2 separate regions of the Homo sapiens genome follow, and region 2 is linked to region 1. A link is a loop called in an ENCODE intact Hi-C map of the cell type or tissue named here. Cell type or tissue: IMR-90. All regions are shown on one strand. Each heading gives the region's core, and the rest is flanking DNA. Links, peaks and the distances in the headings are about the cores only.

Region 1 (12,639 bases), core at 1-8,000:
TAAACCTAAGCAACTAGATTGTAAGGTCTGTAAAAACAGAATTTGTCTTTCTGGTTTTTTACTCTATTCCCCTGGCACATAGTAGGTGTTCAGGAAATATTAGCTACTATTCTCCTCTCCAAGATGCAGCTGTTCCTCTCCAGCTGTCCTGTCCTTGCTGCTCCTCCTTGAACTTGCCAGGCTACTCCTGCTTCAGCACTTTGGAGACCACAGACCAGCAGGGATCACTCCCTCTCCTCTTCTGGGTCTTTGTTCAGATTATACCATCTCAGTGAGGCCCTAACTATCTCCTTCCTTTCTTTCTTTATTTTTCCATCATATCATCGCCATCTGATAAACTGATATATTGATGTACTGATATATTGACTTATTTATTTGGGAATGTGAGCTCCACCAGGACAGGTGTTTCTGTCTGATTTGGTTATTGCTGTATACCTAGTGCCTAGAACATAGTTGCTATAATTTACTTGGATGTTCCGCCACGTACTGGCTGTGTGGTAATAGCTAATGCATTTGCTCCCTTGGATCCTTTGTTTGATTCCCCATTTGTTTCATATGGCATATGTGGGTCAGATGAGATGTTGCACATGAAAGCTCTTTTATGCTATGTGTTATGCAAATGTATTCACTTATTTATTCATTTAATCAACCAGATGCAGTTCCTGCCTTCACAGAGCTTAATAATTGGACAAATAAGTAATTTCACCAAAGTGGGAATGCGGGTGATAGGGATAGTGTGATAGGGAATGTGCAGCGTGCTATGGGAGCACCGTCACGAGGGATTCCTAATTCAGATGTGGGGACAGGACCCTGGAAGGCTTCCAGGAGGAAGGAACATAGAAGCTGAGATCTGGGGATGGAATGGGCATTCAACAGGCGAAGGGAGTGTGATGTAATTGATGGCATGGAGAGTATTGCAGGTAGGAGGAATAATGTACAGAGTCTGGAAGTGCAGAACCATAGAGTACTGGTGGAACTGAAAGTAATTCAATCTTTCTGGAATATCCAGTGTGGGGACAGATAAGTGGATAGGGATGTGGCTCGTGATATAGTCTGGGGACAGATCAAGGAGCGCTTTGCAGGCCATGCTGGGGAGCTTGGACTTGATCCTAAGGACAGTGTGGAGCCATGGAAGTCTTCCAAGAAAGGAGTGACTTGGTCTGACTTTCATTTTCAACAGTCATTTTATGGAGTAAGACAGCTTATTTCCTCGCCAAGGAACTTGAACACAAGCTCCCAGGAAGGGAGGTTGTGAAAACAGTGAAAGGGCCTTCCAGAAAGTAAATCCTTAAGCTCCATGAAATTAGCTTAAATTCTGTTTGAATCTGACTGGTGAATATCATAGCAATGAGGCCAAAAAAAAAAACCTTCATAAAAACTTAATTATCTTTGAGGCCGTAGCTCATACTTGAGGGAAGGGACATGGGTAACGCTAGAGACATATATGTTTGCATTAACTTTTACGCCACTGTGGGGCAGACAATTAAAGCAGGAGTGGAGGAGTCAGAGCAGTTTTGAATCTGCTTTTAAGTCCCAGAGAGTGTCACAGTACCTCCTACCCAGCACTGGTTGCCAAAGTAAAAGAAAGTGGTAACAATAGGGCATAAGGTGGTGGAGAAGAGGCTGGGTAGACCTTGGCCATATTCTTGCTTTGCACCTTACACTGCTATAAAGAACTACCCGAGACTGGGTAATTTATAAACACAAAAGAGGTTTAATTGACTCAGACTTCTGCATGGCTGGGGGGTCTCAGGAAACTTAAAATCATGGCAGAAGGTGAAGGGGAAGCGAGGCATGTCTTACATGGCAGAGGAGGAGAGAGAGAGTGCTAAGAGAGAAGTGCCACTTTTAAACCATCAGATCTTGTTGGTTTAAAACAACCACTATCGTGAGAACAGCATGGGGGAAAGCACCCCCATGATCCAATCACCTCCCACCAGGTCCCTCCCTTGACATGTGGGGATTACAATTTGGGATGAGATTTGGGTGGGGACACAGAACCAAACCATATCATTTTACTCCTGGCCCCTTTCAAAGCTCATGTCTTTTTCACATTTAAAAGCTAATCGTGCCTTCCCAACAGTCCCCCAAAGTCTTAACTCATTCCAGCATTAACCCAAAAGTCCAAGTCCAAAGTCTCATCTGAGACAAGGCAAGTTCTTTCCACCTATGAGCCTGTAAAATCACAAGCAAGTTAATTACTTCCAAGATACAATGGGGATACAGGAATTTGGTAAATGTTCCCATTCCGAATAGGAGAAATTGGTCAAAACAAAGGGGCTGCAGGCCCTGCACCAAGTCCAAAACGCAGCAGGGCAGCCATTAAATCTTAAAGCTCCAAAATAATCTCCTTTGACTCTATGTCTCACATCCAGGGCATGCTGATGCAAGAGGTGGGCTCCCAAGGCCTTGGGAAGCTCTGCCCCTATGGCTCTGCAGGATACAGCACCCCTGACACACAGCTGCTTTCATGGGCTGGCATTGAGTGCCTGCACCTTTTCCAGGTGCACAGTGCAAGCTACCAGTGGATCTACCATTCTGGGATCTAGAGGCTGGTGGCCCTCTTCTCTCAGCTCTACTAGGCAGTTTCCCAGTGGGGACTCTGTGTGGGGGCTCCAACTCCATTTTCCCCCTCTGCCTGCCCTAGTAGAGGTTCTCCATGAGGACTCCACTCCTGCAGCAGACGTCTTCCTGGACATCCAGACATTTCCATAGATCCTCTGAAATCTAGGCAAAGGCTTCTGAAGCTCAACTTTTGTCTTATGTGCACTCGCAGGCCCAACACCAGGTGGAAGCTGCCAAGGCTTGGGGCTCCCACCCTCTGAAGCAATGCCTGAGCTGTACTTTGGCCCCTTTTAGCCATGGCTGGAACTGGAGTGGCTGAGACTCAAGGTGCCATGTCCTGAGGCTGCACAGAACAGGGAGTGCAGGAGGGACCCCTGGCCCACAAAACCAGTTTTCCCTTCTAGGCCTCTGGGCCTGTGATGGGAGGGGCTGCCATGAAGATCTCTGAATTGCCCTGGAGACATTTTCCCCATTGTCTTGGCTATCAACATTCAGCTTCTCTTTATTTATGCAAATTTCTGCAGCTGGTAGCTTGAATTTCTCCCCAGAAAATAGATTTTTCTTTTCTACAACATGGTCAGGCTACAGGTGTTCTAAACTTTTCTACTCTGCTTCCCTTTTAAACATAAATCCCAATTTCAGACCATCTGTCTGTGAATGTCTATGACTGTATGCTTTCAGAAAAAGCCAGGTCACATCTTGAATGCTTTGCTGCTTGGAAATTTCTTCTGCCAGATATCCAAACCATCTCTCTCAAGTTTAAGGTTACACAGATCTCTAGAGCAGGGGCAAAATGCCACCGGTCTCTTTGCTAAAGCATAGGAAGAGTGACCTTTGCTCCAGTTCATAATAAGTTCCTCATTTCCACCTGAGACCACCTCAGACTGGACCTCATTGTCCATATCACAATGAGCATTTTGGTAAAAATCATTAAACAAGTCTCTAGGAAGTTCCAAACTTTCCCACATCTTCCTGTCTTCTTCTGAGCCCTTCAAATTTTTTTATTCTCTGCCCGTTACCCAGTTCCTAAATCACTTCCACATTTTCAGATATCTCTATAGCAATGCCCCACTTCTATCAGGACCAATTTTCTGTGTTAGTCTGTTTTCACACTGTTATAAAGAACTGCCTGAGACTGGGTAATGTATAAGCAAAAGAGGTTTAATTGACTCACAGTTCTGCATGGGTGGGGAGGCCTCAGGAAACTTACAATTATGGTGGAAGGTGAAGGAGAAGCAGTCTCCTCCCTTGACATGTGGGGATTACAATTCGAGATGAGATTTGGGTGGGGACACAGAGCCAAACCGTATCAACCAGTGATGTGGCTTTGGGAATCACTTAACTTCCCTGAACCTCTGTTTCCTTTTCTGGAACATGGAATTAGTACTACTGATTTTTCAGTGTTGCTAGGATTCAATGAGATAAAGCACAGTCAGTGCTGCTATAACAGTTGTTTTGAAAACACACACATTTTTTCAAAGCTGATTGATGTATTCAGAAAAATTTGAGAATAATGCAAATTTTATGTTTACTTACATAGTCAGTTTTATCCACGAAAAGTACTAGGTGGACTCAGAAGACGGCACTCAGCTAAAGTGAGATGCATGGCAATATACAAACACACACACCTGAAACATCTACCAGCTCCTCAGTTCACCAGGTGTGTTGAGTTACACTCGAGTTACACTCATCCACATCTGCCATTACAACTTTCTGTCCATTTTCTGATAACCAGCCCCCCACCCACCACTTCACAATAACCCATAAGCTGTAACCCTTACAATGCCCATTTCCACAAGAAAGTAGTAGTGTGTTCCAATCTTGTTTTCCCATAAACTCTGCTGTTTTTACTGCACAATTTTGCATAGTGTGGTGATTTCTCAGAACTCATATGTTGTGTTATAGCAGAACTGACTCTGTCTAACACAATTCCTGGCAGACAGCAGACACTCAGTAACAGGTAGCTGTTTTATTATTAATATTAATCCACTTAAGTACAATTGTGGGTTGGGGCAGGGATCCCTAGTTACAATGTTTAGCTGCTTTGATTAGTAGTGTTAAGTGAAATGGACTGCCTGAGTGGAAGGGTTTTGGTGCTTTTATCTTTTCTAAGTGTGTGCTGGTCAGACCACCCTTGGGGTATTAACAGTGACAAACCAGGTATGTCCAGAAAAGAGCAAGCCAGAAAAGGAGAAGACATGAGAATGATCTTTAAATAGTTAGAGGGCCATCTTGGAAGAAGGATTGCTTTGTTTTGTGGGTCTTCAGGGTGACAAGGGGAAGCTCCCAGGGCCCAGGGTTCTGGCTAGCTCGGGGACGAGCCTCAGAATAGTCCCTGGGGGTGATGTGTTCTCCAAGCTCTGATTGGCTGCTCTGGGAGGGGAGAGGACAGAGAAGAGTCAAGCACGGGTTTGGAGGTTCTATCTATAAAGTTCCTTTTCATTTTTTTTTTTCCTTCAAGGTAGTGTGCAAAGACAGATTCTGCTGATCAGAGTAAATTTCAGACAGAAACAACCCAAACTTTTCCAGCAGTATTTGGACTTCTGCTTGCCTGCTTGCGTTTTTTTTTCTTTTGGGTGATCTAAGAGAATAGTTAGCACATGTGCATATTTACGCACTGGTTTTTTTTCTAGTTATGCCCTTGAATGTTGCAAATATAAAGACTATGCTTTACAAATATTTATGGCTTCTGGCATGCTTAGGAATAGTGAAATTACATCAATGCTTTCCGTCTCGAGGGCTTTTTTTTGACTTTTCTTCTTCTTCTTTTTTTTTTTTTTTTGTTTGTTTGTTTCCAACTCAGGGAAAAAGCTCAGTTAGTTACTGACCTGGCATTGCTTTCTCTCTAACATCCTGTGTAGCTTTTGTCCTCTCCATCTAAGCAGGCTGTTAAGCTCTTGTAGTAAGAAAGATGTTACCCTGGGCTTAGACCCTCTCGGTGGAGCTGAGATGGAGAAGCCTCCGGAAGCATGGGGCATTTGAGCTGAGGGATGGCAGGATCTGCTTCAGATATTTAAAGTGGGTTACTCTGAGCCTGCAAACTAGAGAGTCTAGTGTGGTGTCTCTAGAAGAATTACTTTTGTACCCTTAGATGAATTAAAAAGTAATTATACTGAGTGTTTTATCTTGCCTGTATACGGATGTATAAGATTCCAGGTTTCTAGTTGATGTTACTGTTAAAAACAGAAGATGTTCAAACATATTTGATTTTATTAAATTAGTTTTCCCTGTAGTCATAGGAGGGGTACTGCTGTTTACATGCTGAATCTTAGCAAAACTATAAAATAGCATTTTTAAAAAATGGCAGCTCTTCTGTTCTGATGCTTTGACAATTAATGTTATCTCTTTTTGTTTCTATGATGAGCACATGGGACTTAGGCTTACTCTTAAAATGGATTTTTCCAAAACCAAGAGTTATTACATTTCTTCCTCTGAGACAAAGTATTCAGGCCTCCTCCTCTTCTAGCACTCAGTCTGGAAAATGTGGTTAGTCTTTCCATGTGGGAGCTCTTGTGCTTTGTGCATTGGTTCCAAGATGGCAAGTGGACTACTGTTCCAAGATCTGGGCCCAAGGCATGTCGTTGGGCTCGCCTGAACTTGTATATAATGACCAGAAGGAATTGGTCTGCACTGCCATTACCGCCAGCCACTACCTGATCAATTCTGCTTGGGAAATGGCTCTAATCAACATTCTTCTAGACCTGCTGTTCATGGCTGCAGGTGGCAGGCTCATGGATCAATAATTGGCTGGGGCGGTTGGCCCCACTGGTCAACCTCACTCCTTGAGCCCTATTTACCTGTTGCTGCCTCCTCCATCCTCCCCTAAAGTCACACAGCTTCAAATAAGGTGGTCCCATCTATTTTGGTGCTTTCCCTTCTTTCTTAACCTCCCATAATGGAAAAAGCACAGGTTCCAGAAGCCTGGTTTTAAATCTCAGCTCTGTTATTTATCAGCTTTGTGATTTTGGGCAAGTGACTTAATCTCTCTGAGCCCTTGCTCACTCATTTTAAAATGATGTCACTCATCCCTTTCAGAGCTGTTAAGAAAACATCATGCAAACCATCTGGTACAGTGCCAGACACAGAGAAAGCCTTCTGGAACTGGAATCCACACACACCTTACCAATTACTTTTTGAGTAGGTCAATTGCCAGCATGTCTCCAGAGCAAAAAGATTAGATGATCCTCCTTTCTTTTTGTGCCAGGTTCTGCCCAGGCCCAGGGGCTGCAGAGATGAGTAAGAGGAAGTCCCTACCTATAAAGGCACTCCCAGTTTTGCTAAAATCCATTTTTCCAACAAACGTATTTTGATACCTACTGTGTGCAAAATTTATGTGCCTTTGGGGAGGATACTGAGATGATTCAGTCACTCATTTATTCATCGGTCATCAGTCGTGTGCCAGATACTGTTAGAAGCACTATGGGTAGAAACAACAGGCAAGACATTGTCCTTCCTTTTGAGAAGCTCATAGTGCAGTAAAATATACTAAAGTATGGGAGAAGTAGATAGAAAGAGAATATGATCTCATTGTTAAAAGGCACTTGTGTTGTTGGACAATATAGGGTGCACACAGTAATGTGGATTTCATTTTTGCAAGTATTCAGATCTTGATAGAGCTTCATTGAGACAACCGTCTCCTTTTAGAGGAAATGGAGCTTGGGAGTGGTTAATACGTCACACATTTAGGTTAAAGTAAAGCTGACACTAGCCCCACAGAAACTTTAATTTGTGTAGTGACTAAAGTGAAAACACTCTCTTTCTTCTTGATTCTATTGTCTCCCAGCAGAGATTTTATAATTTGAAAACATTGTTCCTTAGGTAGCCCCAAGAGGTAGATTTTCAGATTTGCTGCTTGCTTTTTGTAAACTATTGCATTCCTTCCTCCCAATAGCCCCACTGGGGTCAGGACCATTTTGAACTTAAAGAACTTGCTCAAAGTTACACAACTTGACATACAAAGTCAGGATTTGAATCCAGGTTTGCCTGATTCCAGAGTCCAAGCCCTAAGCCTCAACACCATAGTCCGTCCATGATTCACACTCATTGTAGTGTCTGATGGCTTTTGAGACTTTGTAGAAAAAAGCACATCTTAAATCATTTTTAGGACCTGTTTATCTGAACCAGTGGAAAAACTAAATTTACGAACCATAAATAGTGTCTATAGATGTGGAATGCCAAGTGAGTTAGGATATATTAATAAATAGGAACAAAAAGTTATGACCAAAAGTTGTGTTTTCCTATACCCAGTTTCTTAAGATTTCATAATTAGCAGGGGGGAATTCTGAGTTGATGAGTATAAAAAGGCCTCTGCAGGTAGCCCAAGAGACGATACTAAAGTCCAGAGGTTATAAACAGAAAGAGGAACAGACACTGTAGATTTTTCTCTACTCCATGACTTCTTCTTGCAGAAATTCTGCACTTGGCACTAATCAGACCTAAAATTAATTTCTTAAAATCACCAATGCCTTATTTAAAGAGGTTAACATTCTGCATGTAGCTGCTCCACTGCCAAACAAAAACACCCCTGGTTCTTTTGTGACCACTAATGCAATTGACTTTCCATCTTTTTAAGAATGCCCCCTCCTATCCCTCCATCTTTGTCTCCCAATTAATTTATGTTTATTTTGTAAAAAGCTTGTGGGCCTGTTGAGTTGATATTGCTAAAGGCTGACAACCACATAGAGGTACCTCTTATAGCGATGAAGTGTGTGTGCGTGTTTGAATTATCTGTTAACCAGCATCAAGACATCGGTTCCCTGTCTTGGATGAATGGCAGGGGAGGCTGAGCTTAACTTGGCCAAAGCAGCAGGGGGCTAATAGAATGTTTCTGTTCCCCATAAAGAAAGGTAGTCAAGCGTCTGTACTTTCCACTGAACTCCAGTTTCTATCCTGCTTTGAAAATTCTGCTTACCCTTTCAGTGAGAGCCACATGACAAGTGTTCAGTATGTCAGATTTGTTTTCATTTTATTACTACGTATGAATTTGACCTCCACAGTAGGGCTGCATTCATTTCCCAAAGCTCTTCCAATAATTGTATTCTTTTAAAAAATATGCATACTATTATTCTTTTTCAGATTGTGTTATGGCTGGTGTTTTGAAAGTGGTTAAAGGATGACTGGTTGCATGTGGAGTAATGTGTACATGATGCACATTTCCAGATGGAAACAGCCCTCAAAGTTCCCTATGTAGTTTGTGTACCTATTCTACTCATTTCATTAGACTGAACTCAGTACTTTCTGGCCAGTAGAGCAGGTTTTTTTCTTTGACAAAATTAAATTTGGATAACCTTTTCTGAAAAGCAATTTCAGTGTGTCATATTGACATTTATATTGATAATTAATTGTTTGTGGCTGTCAAAAGAAAGTGTGTATCTTTGCTTGAGGCCAGGAGTTCCAGACCAGCTTGGCCAACATAGTGAGACGTTGTTTCTACAAACAATACAACAATTAGCTGGACACGGTGGCGTGTTCCTGTAGTCCCAGCTACTTGGGAGGCTGGAGTAGGAGGATCAGTTGAGCCCAGGAGGTTGAGGCTGCAGTGAACCGTGATTGTGCCACTGCACTTTAGCCTGGGTGACAGAAACGAGATTCCGTCTCTTAAAAAATAAGTATGTATGTAATTGTGTATGAGCTAAGTTACTCTTCCTGTCACATTTGTATGGTAGCTACAGTCAGGCACTGCATAATCATCTTTCAGTCAGCGTTAGAACTGCATATAAATGGTGGTCCAATAGGGTTATAATGGAGCTGAAAAACTCCTAGAGAGGCTGTAGTTATTGTAATGTTGTAGTACAGTGTATTACTCATGTGTTTGTGGTGATGCTGGTGTAAACAAACCTGCCCTGCCAGTCCTGTAAAACTATGGCACCTCCAGTTATATGCAGTATACCTAATTGTATAATGATAATAGTAAGTATATTTGTGATAATAGTAAGTATACTTGATAATAGTAATAAACAACTATGTTAGTGGTCTACGTATTTACTATACTTTTTATTATTATTATTTTAGAGTGTACTGCTTTTGCTTCTAAAATAAAACATTATCTGTAAAACAGCCTCCTGAAGGACCTGAAGGCAGGTCCTTCAGGAGGTATTTCAGAAGAAGGCATTGTTATCATAGCAGATGACAGCTCCATGCCTGTTATTGCCCCTTGAAGAGCTTCCAGGGGACAAGATGTGGAGGTGGAAGACAGTGATATTGATGATCCTGACCCTGTGTAGGCCTAGGCTAATGTGTGTGTTTGTGTCTTAATTTTTAACTTAAAAATGTTTAAATAGAAAAAAGCTTATGGAATAAGGATATAAAGAAAATATTTTTGTACAGCTATACAATGTGTTTATGTTTTAAGCTAAGCATTATTACAAAAGAGTCCAGAGTTAAAAAAATAAAAAGTTTATAAAATAAAAAAGTTACAGTAAGCTGTCCAATTTCTATTGAAGAAAGAAAATACTTTATAAATCTAGTGTAGCCTAGGGGTACAGTGTTTATAAAGCCTACAGTAGTGTATAGTAATGTCCTAGGCTTTCACTTTCACTCACACTGATTCACCCAGAACAACTTCTAATTCCTGCAAGCTCCATTCATGATAAGTGCTCTCTACAGGTGTAACATTTTTAATCTTTTATACTGTATTTTTACTGCATCTTTTATATGTTTAGGTATGTTTAGCTATACAGATACCATTGTGTGACAGTCGCCTACAGTATTCAGTATGGTAACATGCTGTACAAGTTTGTAGCCTAGGAGCAATAGGCCATATCATAAAGCCTAGGTGTGTAGTAGGCTATACCATCTAAGTTTGTGTAAGTACGCTCTGTGATGTTCACATGACAACAAGCATATCAACTAAGAATGCTTTTCTCAGAACATATCTGTTGTTAAGTGACGCATGGCTGTAATTCATGCATTAATTGGTTACTTGTACCCTCTGTTTAGGGCTTCAAAAGTCAGATCTGTCCATCTAAGATGCTTTTAAGTAACATTTACCTTAAAGAAATAGATGGTTGATTGGTTTAAAGAAAGAGACAGCTGAATTGGACGGGGAAGCCAGATTTTGACCATATTTCTAAGAGGAGCTGTTCTGTAATGTTTTGGTAAAAGAATGTCTGTCTCCATATCATCTATCTATCTATCTATCTATCTATCTATCTATCTATCTATCTATCTATCTATCTAATTTGGCATCTATTTATCCATTAATCTGTCTGTAATACAAATATTCCAAACATTTAAAAAGTATAAGAAGGCTCTGTAGTGCAATGGATAGCACATTGAACTTTTTTTTTGTTTTTATATTGGCTTATTGCAATTAAAAAAGGTGCAAATAATATATGTACCAAAGAAAATTCAGAAAATAAAGAAACACTGAGAAAGTGAAAGACTAGGGCTCATATTATAAACACACAAAAAATCACTTTTAATATTTTGGGTACATTTCCTTGCAGGCTTTTTTGCCCTATGCATACATTTTTATCCATAAATGTAATCATCTTGTCTATGTTATTTTGTAGCAAGCTTTTTTTTCACTTAATACATAATACTATTTTTTCCAAGTCTTTATAGATATTGTTTTTCTTTTCTTTTATTTCTTTTATTTAGCCATCACTCAGTGATTGGATATTTAGGGTATTTCATCATTATTTTCTTTGAAAATTAAATAAAACAAAATTTGATGAAAATCCAAGGTGGCCCAACACAGTGGCTGAATATATCTCATCAGTCTGTTACATTATTCTCATGGAAATGGAAAAACAACCCCCAAAACTCTGCATCTGAGAGGAGTATATATTAAGCTTAAGGAAGTGCTTATGAACAGTAGGAAATGAGAGTTGGTAAATGGAGTCATTTTATTTCATAAAGGTGCCTCAGAGCTTTAAGCCCAAAGCCCTACACTTTGAGTCACTTTGGATTTTGTGCATCCATCCATGATGCACTGTGATTTTGTCTTACACTGTGTTTGGTATGAAGCATTAAATCTTCCTCCCTTTACAGTTTTCAGAATCTGTGAAATAGGACCTGAGCTAACCTAGAAAAGTCTCTCTGCTTGTCGTTTAGTTTTTTTTTTTTTTTGAGATGGAGTTTCACTCTTGTTGCCCAGGCTGGGGTGCAATGGTGCGATCTCGGCTCACTGCAACCTCTGCCTCCGGGGTTCGAGTGAGTCTCCTGCCTCAGCCTCCTGAGTAGCTGGGACTACAGGTACACGCCACCACGCCTAGCTAATTTTTTTGTATTTTTAGTAGAGACAGGGTTTCACCGTGTTGGCCAGGCTGGTCTCGAACTCTTGACCTCAGGTGATCTGCCCGCCTTGGCATCCCAAAGTGCTGGGATTACAGGTGTGAGCCACTGCACCTGGCCTTGTTTAGATATTTTAAAATAATCTTCCAATTCTGAGTAAATAGTATTTGTATAATAGTTGTGAGTTGAAGGCAAATAGTTTCAAAGAGTTCAGTTCTTTTGTCTTCAACATATAAGTCATAAAAATGCATGATTCTCCCTGAGGAGCCAGCTTGGCATCAGACTCTGGAGCCAGACAGACTGGGTTTATTTCCTGCCCCACCACTTTCTGCTGGGTGAACCGGAGTAAGTTACTTGACTTGTCTAGGTGTCAGTTTTCTCATCTAGAAAATGGGAATAATACTATTCATTCATAGGTTTGTTGGGCTGGTTTAAATAAGTTAAAACACAGTGTTAACTACTACTGTTTTCAACAGGTTCCTAAGGGTCTGTGTTTCTAGCGCTTTAGCACTTCAATGGCATTTATAATGTTCTGCATTATCTCTAACTGAGTGGTTTTTCTATGAGTATTTCTATGAGTATTTCTTCCCCAACTAGTTTATCATGATGGTTATAATACTGGCCACCATTTTTGATGGAGTATTATAATACATACTCTACATGTATTACAAAATGTACGTCTCATTGCCATTTATGAGGTATGCATTTTCACTGTTTTCTTTTTACAAGTTTAGTAACTAAAGGTTGTAGAGGTTAAGTAACTTGCTCAAGGTCATAAAATTGCTAAATGTGGAACTTGGAACTAAATTCCGGTCTGGTGTATGTGCCACCACCCTG
Region 2 (17,398 bases), core at 38-8,037, 52 kb before region 1:
CAGGATAGGGATTTTTACACTGTCTTTCCATACAATGTCTGGAATCTATAGATAACATAACCAGTTATGTCAGGGGTCGATCTTTAAGTACCAGGCTTAGGTCAGGCAGGCCCAGGCCTGGTTTCGGGTCTGGTTCCTTGGTTTCAGGTCTGGTTCCTAGGTGCCGGGCTACCTGCCTTTAATTTCGCTTCTCTTTCCTTTTCTGAGTATAAAACAATATAAAACAATATGAGAGGGTCTGTCTCTCTTCTCTCACCATACTCTTTAGTAATGAGCTCAAATCTGTTATTATTGTCTTATTTGTTGTTTTATAAATCCCTTTCCATTTTGTGAATGTTTGATCTTTTCTCTGGGGTCAAGACTTCTGGTAGAACTCACGTTTACTTTCTCCTCTTGGACTCAAGATTCCTAAGGTAGCCCAGCCAGTGGCTCAGGAAATCAGCTTAAGCGGAGATATGTTTCATGTATTTATTTAAAAAGATACAAAACATTTCTCCCATCATTTTTCTATTTTGTTAGCCAGGAGAAGAAAACCTTTAAATTTATTTTTTCTGGTCTGTCCATTGTTGATTTCTCATCTACCCCCTCCCTATGCAAAGCTCAACTTCTTTAGGAACCTGAAGCTTACCTTATAACTGCACCCAAGCCCAGGGCTTTAGGAACCTACCTGGCCTTTCTCAAAATCTTATAGATTCTGTGGTTTGGCTGCTGGGAGCCAGAGGGAGGTGGCTTGCTACTGTGTTTGCTATCATTTTGTAAACCTTCCGTTGCCATTTAAATAGGTATTTGTCTGTACTTTTAGAATAGAAGTGTCTTGAAGGCAATAAGACTGTGAGCTTTTCTGGTGAAAACACTGAGAGCCCAAGTCCACTAGTCCCAACTTTATTAGAGATGCCTGAAAATCCTCCCTGGCTGGCTAGGGGGAGCCGAACCAAGGTGGGATGGGCAAAGGGTGTGGTCAAATTGTCTCCTTCAGTTTTGGAAATATTTAATTTCCAATATAGATTCAGTATACATGGTAGGCTGTTTTGCTTCTCTGATGCCTGGGATAATCTGCCTGATATTTAGTGAGGGGTCAGCTTTGCCCTATAGCACCCTTTCTCTTCTGTATCTTGAGCATAGGCCCCCAGTTAGACTTTTGGAAAGTTTCTGAAAGTGTCACTTGCTCTGAAATTAGTATCAGGTTTGGCTGGTGGTTTGATGGTGAACATCTACCCCATTTCAAATATTTCTGAAAATTTTACACAGCATCCTATGGAGAATGGAACACTTTGTAAGCTATATGTACTTTGATGTAAATGTATATGTACAGATAGCATATGTATATACACACATATATAGTAAGTGGTCCATAGATATTTGTTGAATGAATGGAGAATAACTTTTTCGGTTGTATGCAAAATTCTGATATATGCTTTGCTTAGTAAAAATGCAACATGGCATATTTTCAAGGATTTTTCCTTTTCTTGTCCCATCTTCTAGTATGAAAGAAGTGTAGTGTAGCAGAACTTGACAGTAAAGCTAAATGGTTACAAGCACAGGCTTTGGCATTTAACAGACCTGGATTTGAATCTTTTCTCTGTTGTATAGTGGGTGTGTCAGTTTTCCTGAGCCTTTCAAGAGTGTTATGAGATTGAAGTGAGGTCATGCATGTAAAGTACTGGAGAACAGCACCCAGCCAAGAGGTGAGTGCGTGAAATTAATTTGGGGTACATGAAATTAAGGATATGTGAACTTCCAGAAATAATATACACAATTTTATATGCATTTTTACGGTTCTGTATTTATAGCTATAGCTATAATCTTATTTTCCAAGAAAAGTGTCAACCTCTGAACGATAGGAACTGCTGACTTGGAGTGTTTGATGCCTGAGGCAATGGGTTGTCTTCCTGGGGAGGCTGAAAGGAGTTGAGTGTTGGTGGCTAGTTCTAGGCCTTATCCCAGGTTAACACACTCCATGGAGGCCCCACTTCTCACCTCCCAGTTTCCCTTCCACCAGGCAGGCTGTTAATTGGGCCTGAGAGAAGCTGAAGAATGGTGCCAAGTCCTTGTGACCTCAAGTAAGAAAATATGTCTCTGAATCCAAGCATTCTGAGATGCAATTTGTACAGTTTATTTAACAAACACTTATCTAATCCTTACAATGGGCCAATCACTCTTCTAAGCCTTTTGCAAGTATTAACTCACTGAATCCTCACAACAACCCTATAAGGGAGATAGCATAATTAGCTCATTTTACTGATGGGTAAACTTAGGCACAGAGAGGTTAAGTTACTTTCTTTAGGTTACACTGCTAAAAAGTGGCATTACTGGGCTTACAAGCCCTAACAGTTCATGCTCTTACCTTAGTGGCTGTCCTAGACATTCTTTCCTTGTTTAATTCTTACAATTTATATTCTTTTAATGTATGGAACAAAGGTGGTATTTCCCAAGGTTTTCCAACAGCAGCAAAGGGAAGCTTGCTTAGCTGTAATCTAGAGGTTATAAGAAATTATTGGAGACAGCCAATTTCAATTTCCCTTCGAGTGCTGGAGTTCCCTAAGACGGTCTTGCTGAAACTCAGAGATAGACTGGAAGCACCTTGTTGGATGGCCTGGATCTCTGGTTCTGGAAGAATTACATTTTTGTAATGAGCTTCAACTTTGATGTGGTTTGAGAAGTGTGCTCGCCAGTTTTTTCCAACTATCAATAAGCTATATTTTGATGAAGTGACTTTGTATTTGCATCTTGGTGGACAACTGTGGTTGTAGGCTGAGAAGGCGGGGATTTATTAGAGTGCTGTCTAGTGGGACAGCTGGCTTGCCAGCTCAAGGTCCCAGTGAGGACCAGACCCTGGCAAATCCAGCTCCAGCTGAGAAACACTCACGTCTTCAAGGCCTCTTTCTCAAACAGAAGGGCCTTAGCCTGGCTTCACCCATTCCCTGGGGTGTGACGGGAGAGACTGTTCGGTAGAAACTGGAAGAGAAAGGAGAGTCTGAGAAAGTTCTCTGGAGTTGAAGGGGGAGGGGATGGGGGCAACTCTTCGAAAATCCTTAACTAAATGCAGCTGCTTGTTACACGGAGACTGACTTGCATGCCAGGAATATCTAAAAAGCTAACGAATACAAAATAAAAATAAACAGCAGTAAAAAGGCTCTCTCTTTGTTGCAGTAAGCTCAGTTGGGGTTTTCAGTTTGTTTAGGAATGGGATAATTGTGGCATCCACTTTATTTTGGTAAGGCAGTGAAACGTGGATTAATGTTATGTGATTGGGATGCTACCACCATCTGAACTTTTTCCTTCATCCCCTGCCCCCAGCCACACCCCCCAGAACACCCAGGCATGGACATCCATAGGACCTGAGTCTCAAACAGTTGCCCCTGAGTGAATTACATTGGAAGAGGGCAGATAATTTAATGGGATAATCTTGGCAGGGCCAGCAAATTTCACACCTCATCTCTCACTAATAGAAAGGCAGCAGAAGGCTACAACATCCTCAGATGAAAAGGTTGTATAAAAAGGCTCTGCTTAACAGTAACTGTCTGTCCATAAATAAGGTTTTGTACAGTCTTGATCCAAAAGCTGTTATGAAATACTGATAAGCCAAGCCTCATAATGTTTGGCCTCCTTACATTTCCTTTTCCTGCTTCTCTCCATAGAACCATAGATTTTTTTTTTTTTAAGAGAGAGAGGGGGACTAAAAAAAAGATCAACAGTCCAAACTTTATTTTTTTCAAGTATTTCTATACAGGATGGACTTCCTTTGATAGCTGCTTAAAGAGGTGGCGTGGAGTAATGGAAATAGAATGGGATTTGAGCCTGATAGGGAATGGGGGTTTGAATTGGGGCTTTGTTGCCTTCTTGGGCAAAGTTACCTAAACTTTTGAGCCTCTGTTTTCTTATCTGTAAAATGGGAATAACAATAATATGTGGCTTACTGGGGGGTTTTGTGAGAATAAAAGGATGTTATGAACTTATAGCGCCTAACACAGCACCATGGACTTAGTGAACGTGAAGTATGTTAGCCACCATCATTATCAAGGGCTTACTGAAGAAATTTGAAAATCTGGCTTCAAAACGATGGTCCTGCTGCAAGGTAGCAACCAAGGCTCAGAGAATAGCAAGTTTTACAAGGTTTTAGGACTCCAGAGTGTTTTGTTTTATAGGGAGCATGCAGATGCTCTAGATCTGAGCAGTACCCAGGCCAGTGCTGGGGACCTGGATGGAAGGGATTCCACAGTGCAGTTTTGCAATGCCTTAAAACAAAGGCTTTTTTCAGAACAGCAAGCTCTTTGGGGAAGAGCAACCCCTCCCAGGTGCTTAGTGTAATTCCAGAATCCTACAATGGGGAATGTTACATTTCAGGGACCTCCACTTGTAATCTGACCGTTTTTAGCTCCAATATCCAAATAATCTTGCTGAGCACAACTTGAAAGAGAAGGATAATGGCCGGAGGAAAGGATCCTGAGGTGCTCTGTTTGCCATTTAAATTTTCTGAGTAGAAGAAAAAAAGTTCATGTTACCCAAAGAGAGAAGAGTAATGAAGCGTGTGGGAAGCAGGAGGGGTGATAAAGAGGACTTCTAAAGACAAAGCAGAGGTTGGGTTTGATATTTTATTTTTCAACAGTGAAGCTTGTCACTCAGTGTATTTCAACTAACATTTATTATATATTTATCACATGAAAGATACAGTATTCGTGTCCAGGAATAAAGTATTAACTTTGCCCTCAAGGAGAGAGGAGAAAAATTCTCACTTTTTTGAGCACCTGCTATATGCCAGGTATCATTTTTTTAAAGCTATTAAATTTATGCTTCTCAGCACTCCTTGGAGTTTGGACTTCTGATCCTATTTTACAGATAAGAAAATCGAGGCTCAGGAAGGTAAGTATCTCAGCCAAATTCGTACAATGATTAAGTTGGGATTTGGGATTTGAATCTAGGTATTTTGACTCTCAGATGTATGCTCTTTTTGTTATCCTTAAAGTGTGATTGGGGAGACACCAATGAGCAGATGTGGTACCACAGGCAACTATCTCTCCCACAAGTGAATTATAGGAAAGAGTTGTGGAAAAAATGCTGTGGGAACATGGGGAAGAATACATTAATTCTCAGGGGATTAGAGGGTCAGAGGAAGAACATGAGTGCCTCCTTCATAGGCTTATTGTGAAGAGTCAATGAAATAATTCATGGAACACACTCAGACTGTGCATAGTGAGCGCTCAGTGAGTGTTCTGCTATAGTTATGTAGCCAGTGAGAGGCCTGATCAGGATTTATCTGCCTCTAAAACCCATGTACTCTTGCTCCCCTGTGCACTTTTTAAACAGACATGTGATTGTTGGAAGAGTAAGTAACTGTGCAGTCACCAAATGAAAGGGAAGACACCAATACAGTTGCTCTGGTATATTCACCACCTGCCCTAATCCTGGCTTTTAGGACTGGACTGCTTTGGGTATGGGAGGGGATTTGGATAGATGTGGGGTTGGAAAGAATCAAGATGTCTCATCATGAACTATAGCGCTCCTAGAACTCTGGCCAGGATTTACCACCTGCCCTCATTCATTCATTGATCATACATTTTCTATGCACTTACAGTGAACCAAATATTCTGATAGTCTCACTGGAGATGTAAAGATGAATAAGGTTAGATCATTGCCTTGGAGGGTTTTTCAAATGACAGATTTATGGCAGAGATTGCTAGCTGATCACCAAATATGTTTCCATCTCTTCCGGTCATATGACTAGACAACATTTCTCAGCTTTCTCACAGTTAAGTGAAGCCATGTGACTAAATACTAGCCAATTAAATGAAATTGGAGGTAATTTTTGTCGCTTGTAGGCTTGACCCATAAAAAACTCCCCAGGCAGAATCGGTATGATCCTTCTTCGGTGGCTTGACAACCTTAGAAGTCATGTGTTGAAAGTGTCACAACGTGGAAAGAGCCTGAGACTCTCCCTTAATCACTGTGTGGTGGAAGCCACACTTGTTTAGGTTTTATGTGAACCAAAAACAAGTGTCCATTGTTAAGGCTGAGATTTTGAGGTTTTTTTTTTTTGTTTTTTTTTTTGTTACAGCTGCTAATGTTACCTTAACTAACATGAGGTTGTAAATCAGTGTGTGGTGAGATCAATTTAGTGGGTTAGGACCAGCATTTTTAGATAGAATAAAATAGGAAACCTGGTTTGTGTCTGACCACTTCATGCAGACCTGGGGCTCCATCCAGTAAATTAAACCCCTTCCCAAATAATTTATGGCACACATAGGGTGCCTCTAGCACTGTAGAGAATCTAGAAGAATGAAGGGTGGCCTTTACCCTTGGGGAGTTTACCTTTTAGGGGCAGTAAAATAGGCACTTTATACAGCCAGTGAGTACAGAGTTGGCAATTATATATGCAGAATCCCTAGAAGGGTGGGTCTTTCGGGAGGAAGTGTGATATGATGTGAGCCTTGAAGGAAGGATTGAGAGGGTGCGGGATTGAAGGATGGGAGATGGGAAGAGGAGTTGGACATTTCACTGCTGGAAAAGGGCTGGAGTTCCACAGCAGCCTGCAGCTGCTCTGGGGGTCTCCATGGACTCGCTGAGACTATCCTGAGTTCTTAAACCAGGCCTTCACTGTGGAATGAAGCTGATCTCCAGGGGATGGGAGAGTGAAGAAAAGAAAGACAGCGTTGAATGAAGCCTGTTGTGTTTTTAGCATATGAAGGGTGGAGGAGGAGAGAGAAGGAAGCAGTTTCACTGGGAGCCTGAAGACTTGTCTTTCTTCCCAAAGGGTGTCCCAGGGAGTTAAAAATGTTGTGCATTTCAGGGCTGCTTGTCAAAGGTATATGATGGTGTCTTATTGTCTCTAATGCAGCCATTTTCTCTTATAGTGCAGGCTACTTAATTCTATTCCCCCTCTTGTCTGCTTGATGAAAAGAATAATAGTATACTAATAATTAACACACTGAGCATACTGTGGGCCAAGTACTATTCTAAGTTCTTTAAGCGATTTAACTTGCATAGTCTTCAGGACGACCCTATGAGGTAAGCCAGAGTTCTAGGAGCATTATTGTTCACTATTAGGCATCTTGATTCTCTCCAGCTCCACACCTGTGTGAATCCTCCACCATGCCCAAAGCAGAATCCAGGCTAAAAGCCAGGATAAGGGCAGATGGGAGAAAATACAAGACGAACTGTCTTGGTGTCTTCCCTTCTATTTGGTAACTACACAACTACTTACTCTTCCAACGACCACATGTCTGTTGAAAAGGTGCACAGCAGAGCAAGAGTATATGGGCTTTAGAAGCAGATTAATCCTGACCAGGTCTTTCACCGGCTGCTGAACACTCCTTGAACACTCACAATGCATGTGGCAGGGTGCTCAGTGTGTTCCACGATATCCCCATTTTCCAGATAAGGAAACTGAGGCACAGAGAAGTAAGTAACCTGCCCAAGACCACACAGAGAGTTAAATGGGAAAACTAGGATTTGAACCTGCATATCCTAAGGCCTGAGTTTTGTTCCTAATCATTATTATGCCAAACTGCATTGCAGTTTTTTTTTTCAACTCTGTCTGATGATTAAAATTCTCTGTAAGATCCCAGCCAAATAGCTGAGTCAAAATAATTATAATTAAATCCTCCATTTGTATAGGGCTTTGCAGCTTACAAAATCATTTTATGTACAGTATTACCTTTAATTTTCCAAAAAATACAGTTAAATAGGATTTATTTCTCTCTTCCTTTTAAAAGTAGGCAGGTGAGTTTGGCAGCTCACACAAGGTCACTCTGTAGCTGTCAGGGCCTGTCTAAAACCCAGCCCCTTGGACTTAGGGCCCATTGAACTTTCTGCTCTAAAGACTACTTTTGTTTGGAATTTGTGCCTCTAATATACTGATATATGACTATTTTCACTACTGTTTCACCAAAAGGTGAATTTGCCTGATTTTCACTTGTTTCATCCACAAAATCTTCAAATAGCTGTTGTCTTTAGAAACAGTTGAAAGGCATTTGTAGATGGGACCTGGCTCTGGGATTTCTGTAACCTGGGAAAATTTACTTGCAAAAAGACAGAGAAGTTACTTAAAAACAGGATTTTCCTAAGTGGTTGGTGATTGTGGCAGGGAGAGGAGCCAGGAAGAGAAGGACTTTGGCATCAGATGGACTAGGCTCACTACTGCTCTGCCAGGTCAGCAAACTACGTAACCTCTGAGACTGGCTTTCCTCACGTGTAAAATGGGAGCCATAATGGTGCCTACCATGACAGAGGGGGAAGGACCATGGGTAGTGTTTGGCACAGTGCCTGGGCCATAGTTGGTTGTTGGTGTGTGATCGAAGCTACATCTCTCAATTGAATGGAGAGCAGCAATTCTTCCTTTAAGATTTTTCACAGGATGGGATGGGGCAAAATTGCTAGTTCTCAGCGCCTTGTTAGGCATGATTTTATAATACAGTTATCTCTGACACGGACTTTCTTAGCACCTGGAAATCTTAGGTTATAATTATATTGTTTCTCAAGGGCAGGGACTTTCTTATGCTCTGTGAAGGTTAAACATCATAAGGTAAAAATAGAACATGCTGCCTGAAATCCTAGATACCCTGGAAAGGCTCTTATCTGTTCTTCATGGGAAACTGACACCATTTCCGGATGGGTTTAGACAATGTACATGAAAGCAACTTATTCTACTTTTTCTCCATAAGAGAGATTATAGCCTTGCTTCTAGGATTTCACTCCAACTGGGGTGTTTCAAAGTTTTTACATAATTTTCACACCCCCTGGAGAGTATTGGCTGTTTTTCTTTTTTCTGCCTGAACTTCCATTGTGGTGATGGACTGTATTAGCCTTTCATATGCCTACCTTAAAGAGGTAATGCTTAACCCAGTCATGACTGTTTTATCTCCTCCCTTCAGAGAACTGTTGTGTGTTGTATGGGGATTTTCAGTCCCAAGATATTGCCTGTTGGAGACCAGTGGTGTGTAGACCACTGAAAACAAGCAGCAACTATATATATATATATTTTATTTATTTATTTATTTATTTATTTATTTAATTTTTTTTTTGAGACGGAGTCTCACTCTGTGGCCCAAGCTGGAGTGCAGTGGCACGATCTCAGCTCACTGCAACTTCTGCCTCCTGGGTTTTTTAAGTGATTCTGCTGGCTCAGCCTCCCGAGCAGCTTGGATTACAGGCGCCTGCCACCACGCCCGGCTAATTTTTGTATTTTTAGTAGAGACAGGGTTTCACCATGTTGGCCAGGCTGGTCTTGAACTCCTGACCTCAAGTGATCTGCCCCGCTCAGCTTCCCAAAGTGCTGGGATTACAGGCGTAAGCCACCGCGCCCGGCCTACGCAGCAACAATTTTCGATGATGTTCTTAATCCACCAGTGATTTAAACCTCTTTTTCTCTGTGCGGCTCATAGCGCTTTGCCCACTCACATCTGGTGTCCCTAAGTCAAAGCATTGAAAACTTTGCCTGTGACCAGGTAGTCTTCAGTGGGTTAGAGTCTGCTGTCAGGGCCTCCCAGGGGACACGTGATAACTAATGTCCTTTTTCCCCACTGAGGAAGGGGGGAGCTGAACTGAGCATGTCCAGTCTGTGCTACCCAGCTCATCCCTAAGTTGCTGCCTAGGACTGTGCTCCGGGCCTCTGCAAGGAGGAGTTAGTAAAGGTGCAGAGAAAGTCCAGGACTTAACACTGATTAGTCTTCCTCCCCAGAAAGAAAGCACCTGGCACAGGGAATAAAGCATTTCCCCCCTTACGCTGGCTACAACTTGATTTTTTTTTTTTTTTTTTTTTTTTTTTTTTTTTTGAGACAGAGTCTCGCTCTGTCGCCCAGGCTGGAGTGCAGTGGCACAATCTCTGCTCACTGCAAGCTCCGCCTCCCGGGTTCACGCCATTCTCCTGCCTCAGCCTCCTCAGTAGCTGGGACTACAGGCACCCGCCACCACGGCCAGCTAATTTTTTGTATTTTTAATAGAGACGGGGTTTCACCGTGTTAGCCAGGATGGTCTCGATCTCCTGACCCCGTGATCCTCCCGCCTCGGCCTCCCAGAGTGCTGGGATTACAGGCGTGAGCCACCGCGCCTGGCCTTTTTTTTTTTTTTTTTTTTTAAGGAGCAATTGTCAGATTTGATGGTTGTGTTGGGGTTAAAACTATGTAGATAAGGTGGTCAAAACCTTTTAGAAATAATCCTCCCACATCTTTCCTGAGGGCTTAGGTTTAGAAAGTTTCTTAGCCATCCCAGGATGTGGGTGAAAGTGGCTTCCCCCAGACTCATCAAATACACAGAGCAATTGATCTGAGTGCTGGTGGATGGGAGGGAAGGAAAGGAGGGGCCCAAGAGGCGCAGCTCCACCTGCCCGAGGGAGACGTCCTGTGTAAACTAACAAGAAGTCACTGGTGCTTCGGTTTGGTTAAATACTGATTTAGCAACTGAAAGGGATGCAGGAGAAATATGGCAATATCCTCTCCAGTAAGAAGTTTACTGTTTTTGTTAGGGAGGCAAGACTGATACACCCCAAACGGTATGGGAATAATGAATTGATCCAAATGTCAGTGGCCTGCCCTTGGTTTAGGGCCCTTTGCCTATCTTGAAGCCTCCAGGAATTTCTACCCTCACACCGGCCTACCTCCCTGGCATATCCAGCTCAGACTCTTTCCTCTTTTCATTTCTTCTTGCTGAATTCTTGTTCTTCAAACTGTATTGCATCCACATCCAGGAAGGCACCCTGGCCTGTTTCAGCCTGTCAGTCCTTCTTTTGTCGTCTCACCTTCCACCAGTATTCTCACATAGGCCGTCTAAATCACACCTGCTTATGCTGATTTAGCCCAACACCTTTGCAATAATTGTCACTGTCAAGTATTAAGCATTGACTGTGGACCCAGCACCTGGCAAGGCATTTTGTATTTTGTAGTGGAATCATATTATTTTCTCCCTGTAGAACTATTGCCTTTCTTTCCTTCCTTCCTTCCTTCCTTCCTTCCTTCCTTCCTTCCTTCCTGCCTTCCTGCCTTCCTGACTTCCTTTCTTTCCTTCCTTCTCTTTTTTTTTTTTTTCTTTTTTGATGGAGTTTCACTCTTGTTGCCCAAGCTGGAGTGCAATGGTGCGATCTCAGCTCACTACAACCTCCGCCTCCCAGGTTCAAGCAATTCTCCAGCCTCAGCCTCCTGAGTAGCTGGAATTACAGGCACCTGCCACCATGCTTGCCTAATTTTTGTATATTTAGTAGAGACGGGTTTTGCCATGTTGGCCAGGCTGGTCTCAAAATCCTGGCCTCAAGTGATCCACCCACCTTGGCCTCCTAAAATGTTGGGATTACAGGCATAAGCCACTGCACCCGGCCTATCGCCCTGATTTCAATCCCTCATCTGTCACTCCCTCATTCTGGGAAATGCCCCTTCATCAGTTTCAAAAGGAACTAATCATAGTCTTTCCTTGGGATTTAGGGGCAGCCCTTCTGGGATGGGGAAGCTGAGAGATGCCCTTGGTCATGTCTGAGCCCAGGAAAGAAGCTGGTGTGTAGGAGAGAATGACTTCATATCCAGAGCAGGCACTCCTGAGAGGCAGAAGAGGTCTGACAGCCTGCCAATCTCTTTTCCACCTCCCTGGGGTTTCCTTATCTGAGCCAGTAGACGCTGCTTTCATGAGGTTATTGTGTTCCTACAATGCACACAGCCTCACCTCACTAATCCTCATAACAAAATGAAGTGGGTGTTATCCTTTTTTTAAAGCTAAGAGGAAGCAGTTTGATTGCTTTTTCTGATGAGAACATTTATATCCATTAAAAGCAAATTCAGAAATGTATAATGAAAACAAATTTCACCCATTATCCTACCATTCAGAGATAACTTCTGATTGTGTTTATACACGTGGATTTATAAAAGGAGGTTATGCTTTTATTCCCAAAAGAAAACTGAGGCTCAGAGATGTTAAGTAACTCCTCTAGGGTCAAAACCAGTGCAAATCACTAAAACGTGTTGACTGTCTGTTAAATTCAATGTAATTAAGTGCCACAGGGAGTTACAGGCAGTAGGTTTTGTGGATCAAGAAGGAAAGAGGCCGGCATTGATTGGAATTACTGGGAGGGTTTTCTGAAGGAGGTGGGGCTTGACAGAGTGATCTAATATATATATTATATGTTATATATATATATATATTTTAAGGCTTGTTTTATTTTAATGGCTGATCTATATAATCACAGAAGCCAGTATGTACAGACAAAGTGGAAGTTTTTATTTCCTTGTCTCTTCCTCCTTGGACAAGGTCTTGATGATTTCCTCCTTCTTGACCTGGAGGCACTCTTTATGGCGCTTGCATGCTTCCTTGGTCTTAGACCTCTGGGCCTCAACCTGGTTAGCCAGGAGCTTCATGCGAGCCTTATCTGCCTTCAGCTTGTGGATGTGTTCCATGAGAATCGCTTGTTTTTGAACACGTTCCCCTTAACCTTCAGGTACAGGCTGTGATACATGAGGTGATCAATCTTCTTAGATATGCGGTATCTTCTGAGCAGCCAGCACAGAATCCTCATTCTCCTCATCCACGTGACCTTCTCTGGCATCCGGGCATTGGTTGTACCCTTTCGCTTACCTATGCCCATGTGCCTGCCCTTCCGGTAGGCCAAGGTGTTTTCCTGGCATCGAGCCTGGGAATGGACAGTCATTGGCTTGCGGATCATCAGCCCATCTTTGATCAGCTTCCAGATCTGCTGACAGGAGTTGGCATTGGAGATTTCATTGGTTTCATTGGGGTCCAACCAGACCTTCTTCTTGCCACAGGGGAGGACCCTAGAGGCAAGCCTCTTCTGAAGCCTGAGCATACTCATGGCTGTGACCATAGCAGTGAAAGGTGAGTGATCTAATATTGACTTGATTCCTCCCATTAAGTGGCCTCTGAGTGGGCAAAGCCAGTGAATGGGGACACCTGAGCACTGCCTGCTGTCGGGACTGGGCACTGCCTAAGACAATGATTACTTTTGAGCTTTTCTGAAGTGAAAATAAGTCAATGTGAACATGGCAAAGAGGGACAGAGGAAGAGACTTATGGTATCTAGAAGGAAGTTGGCAGGTAACAGGGTGCCAGGAAATTAAGACCTAAAGAAATAGAGTGGAGGAGAAGGAGGGTGGGGGCACAACAGTGGATTGTGGTTTTGCATTTGAATCAGGAGGAGGAAAAAAACACCCATCCTTCCTCTCCTTTTTTTTTTTTTTTTTTTTTTGTCTTTAAACAGGCACTGTCACTCTCTTTTGGGATTACTTATTTATATGTTTGTCTCTCCCTCTGCACTGTGAGATCTGGGTGAGGAGGAATGGTGTTTAATTTTCATGCATATCTTCAGTGTTCAGCACATTAAGCCTGGCACAAATCAAAGAGACACTCATTAAATATTTTTCAAAGCAAGGATCCACTGACATGACTTTCAGGCAGGCCCTCCCAAGCTGTCTACAACCCCCTCTGTGGTCTCATAGGGCACCTATGCACATATTGGCTTTTCATGGGCTGTTCCCTCCCACAGAAGCACCTTTCCCCCACCCATCAGCTACAGTCCTTCTGTCTTGGCTCAGATGTCACATCCCTGACTCAACAGGTGAGATTAGATTTCCACTCACATGCTCTCCTAGCACTTTGTGTTCTTAAATAACCTTCATTATAATTTGTCATTGAATATTTATTTGTGTAATGACTATTTTTTGGGATCTTCTCTATCACTGGGTTGGATGCTCCTTACAGTAGGGTCTGGTTCTGGATCTCCTGAGCCTGGGCCAGTTGAATGGATTCTGCTTTTACTTTTACTAAGCATTGTTCTTCCTTCCTAGAGGCCGAGATAACTCCAGCTTACCTTGGTGTGACTATCTAGGAATTTAAAAACGCGTCTTCGAACAACTGAAAATCTCCAGGCTATCTCTTCCAACAGTTGAGGAATCCAGCCCTGTAAAAAGTCAATCAGGCTAAATGACACCTGCTGTGAGTTCTGTTTGCAGGAGAGCAATGGGCAGCTCCAGAGCTGGGCTGTTTTCCCAACATGGAGTCTGTGATAACTGGGTTTTGCTGCTATAAATTAGGGTCACCCTGCTCTTAATTGGCAACCAATTCAGATTCTCCCTTACAATCCTCCTCTTTCTCCTTTTTCGTGTGGACTGTGTTTGAGAGAAGGTGTGGAAAATCCTGGCACTGTGCTACAGGGACGGTGCACCTGCAAGCTGGGAATAGAGGTGGTGAATGCTGGCTGCCGGCCCTCAGCACCTTTTTCTCCCTCCCTGTTGCTCTGCCCTTCCCTGTCTTTTCTCAGGAATTTTGAAAGAGGTCTCATTACTAGGGAAATATCCCCTGGGGAGCTCTTCCTCTCTCTTCTTTCTCTCAATGAGTAGAGGGGAAAGTGTTCTCAGTTTTGAACCTGCAAGCCATCTGGATGCAAAGATGGCCAGAAATGCCCCCTTGTCTCTGGATTTCCTACAGCAACTCTGCCTTAGCCTCCCAGTACCATCTGCTTCAGGCTGGGACATCTTTCCTTCATGCAGGAGAAAGGGGAGCTTAATAAAATTTTGCTGGGGTTTCTTGGGGCCTGAGGCAGTAGTGGGGAGGAGAGAAGCCTGGGCTGTTTTATTTCTTGCACCTGCTATGAGTCAGGAGTGGTCCTTGGTCAGCAGGCACATGGAGGCCTGCTGGGTGCCAGGCATTGGGCAGGTGTTGGGGCTACAGGATTATCTGCTAGGACCTCAAAGTCTGGCCTTGTGGGCAGCGTGAAAACAATGATGGTGACACAGTGAGAGTCTGGGCACAGGTCCTGGAAGGTGTGGAGAGGGAGCAGCCAATGCAGGCTCCTGTTAGAGTGCTGGAGACAGAATCAGGAAAGGTGACTCAGGGGAGTCACCTTTTTTTCACTGGAAAAAAATATGTCTGGGAGGCACTAAAACAAGAGCCCATTATGTGTTTTAAAATGATATTAGTAATAATGTAGGGGTTTATTTGGACAAATGAGTTCACAAAATTGTGCTGCCTGTAATGTTGATTCTTGACTGAGGGATAAAACTCACTTCCCAGGCCCCTTTCTGTAAGCCAGTTCCCACCATCCCCTTGAACCTCAGCTGCTCCACCAGAGTCAAAGCAACTCAGAAGGAGGCTGAGACCCCCATGCCTCATTGCTAATCGATGGGCATGGTGGATGGGCATGAGGGTGGGGTTCAGGACCTTACCTAGCATCTGTCTTCCCAGAATGTTGCTCTGCCCTTTCTGGGGATAAGAGGTCTTAGTTTCTTTATCTCTATAATGGGAATTATAATCCATTCCCTGAAGATTATGGAAGATTATAGGAGGTAAAGGCTATAAAGTCACCTTGTAAACCTAAAATCCTATCTGAGATCGAGGATTTAGATGGCAAGTACCATTTTGTCTTCATTTCTTGGTGAAGAAGGATCCATGAGGCCTCCTTTATTCACTCAACAGATATTTACGTGGCAGGCATCATTCTTGATACTGAGGGTAAAGCTGTGAACAAAACAAAGACCCTGGTCATGGAGGAGTCAGGAAATACAGAAATATACATGACAGCAGGTAACAGGAAGGGCCAAGAAGAATGAGCAGGGTAAAGAGCTTGTAAAGGAGGTGGGGTGGGTGCTGTCGCATGGGGCAGTCTGGCAGGCCTCTAGGTTTAGGGGATTTGAGCAGAGAGACCTGTGTGAAGGGAAAGGGTGACCCCTGAGACTGTCTGAGGGAGGAGCAGTGAGTGCAGAGGCATTCAAAGCAAATGCCTTGAAATGGGAGTGTTATCAGTTTACAGTACAACCAGCAATTGCTTCTACTACCACTGGTAATATTTATAGAGTCTATACTGTGTGCCAGGCAGTATTCAGGTGCCGCGACAACCCTATTCGGTAGGTCCTATTTTTATCCTTCCCCCATGTCACAGATGAGGCATTCTTAGAACAAACCAAGCATCCAGATAATACGAAGAGGGAGCAGTTCTCATTTACATGGGGAGTGTATAAGTCACAGCCCTGCACAGAGGGAACAGTGTATGGTTTGGAAAGAAAAAAAATCTCAGTTTGGGCCTGGCCTGCTACTCATCTGCTGCTAGGGCAAGATGTTTCACCTCTCTGGGCTTCTGTTTCCTGATTTATAAAATGGGCTAATAAAATCTCAGAGGATTATTATGTATATTAAGTGAGAGATCCAAGTGAAAGAATGTTTCAAACTGCAGGGCACCATGAGAATATCACTTTATTCTTCTTCTTATTACGCCAATTCTCATTCCTTGCCTCTTGCAAAGAGAGAGAATGAGAGAAAAATGGAAACTTGCAACTTACTTAACTTCCTTGGTTCTTTCCCTGAAAACTTATTTTCTACTAATGTCTGTGGGAGTGAATTAACTAGAGTATCCAGTTGAATTAAGTATTTTGCTGAAAGATGAAGGGACTGTGAGATAAAGTTGGTGCCGAGGATTCTCACATTTCTAAAGGAATCACTTGAGGTGCTAGGACTCCCAGTCCACTCTTCCACAATACCAGACAACCTGTAATCCTCAGACCCAGAATCTTATGACAGCTTTCTCTGATTTCACATTGTGTAGATTAGCTACCCAAAAAAGTAAGTGGCCTCAAATAGTGCTGCCCTTTAAAATTATTCTATGCATTTGTCCCAGAGTCTTGTGGGATGAATGGCTAAATCCTACTGGATTAGGCGAGATGGGTATTATTATCTGGGGCTACAGAATGGAAAAACTCAGGTGAAGGAAGTTATCCCAAACTTCATAATTGATGGTGAGCCTGGATACTCATTCTCAAATCTGGTGAGGCATCGTTGGCTTCTACCATGATGGCGATGGTAAGCTCATTTGTCAATCAAATGATCGATTGGCAGTAGGGTGATGACAGTTAATAATAATCTATTATATATTTCAAAATAGCTAGAAGAGAATAATTAGAATGTTCCTAGCATAACATTATGGCTATCCCAGTTACCCTGATTTGATCTTTACGCATTCTATGAATGTACCAAAATATCACATGTGCTCTGAAAATATGTACATCTATTATGTGTCAATAAAAAAAGTTAACCAAATGATCGATGAACACCTACTATGTGCCAGGCACAGTGCTGGGTGCTGGCAATGCAGTGGTGAATGAGACAGGGACCTGGGTGCTTGCTCTAGGGAATGCCCTTAGGAGAAGCTCAGGGTATGTTTTTTTATTTGGAATGCTTGCTGATTCCCCTCCCAGGACCTCCAGAAAGAAGTGGTGGTTGCTTCAGCGGTCACTTGGTGATGACTGGCAGGTATATACCTGTGTAGCTGGCACATCTGGTGCCTGTGATCAGAGCCGAGCCATCCAGTCTGAGCTTTGTTTTTCCCAGTGCAGCAGTGGTTTCCTGCAGTAAGCTCCATCTTGGTTGTGCTGCCCTCCCCGCTGGGGTTGGGATAACAGCCTCCTGGGGACTGTGGCTAATCT

The links. Hi-C counts contacts between places; a loop is a spot of excess contacts. Peaks named below come from ENCODE experiments on the same cell type or tissue, not always from the same donor. Only the 100,000 strongest peaks of a DNase experiment are listed, where the experiment ranks them.
Region 2: it touches region 1 in a loop (2.1-fold over the local background); 6 of 110 quality-filtered maps call a loop at or near these places.

The regions. Positions count from the first base shown.
Region 1 is chr1:63,828,660-63,841,298 of GRCh38, forward strand. The region is part of intron 1 of ROR1 (receptor tyrosine kinase like orphan receptor 1); the gene reads left to right. Among named protein-coding and RNA genes, the nearest start is that of ROR1, 61 kb to the left of the region's middle. In IMR-90, for the core only: no CTCF peak of the experiment used is centred there; no DNase peak of the experiment used is centred there.
Region 2 is chr1:63,776,524-63,793,921 of GRCh38, forward strand. All of the region lies in intron 1 of ROR1 (receptor tyrosine kinase like orphan receptor 1), which reads left to right. It also overlaps the pseudogene RPL19P3. Among named protein-coding and RNA genes, the nearest start is that of ROR1, 11 kb to the left of the region's middle. RefSeq lists a silencer at 2,755-3,049 and an enhancer at 4,027-4,582. In IMR-90, for the core only: no CTCF peak of the experiment used is centred there; a DNase peak (open chromatin) is centred at 3,098; H3K27ac peaks cover 959 bases.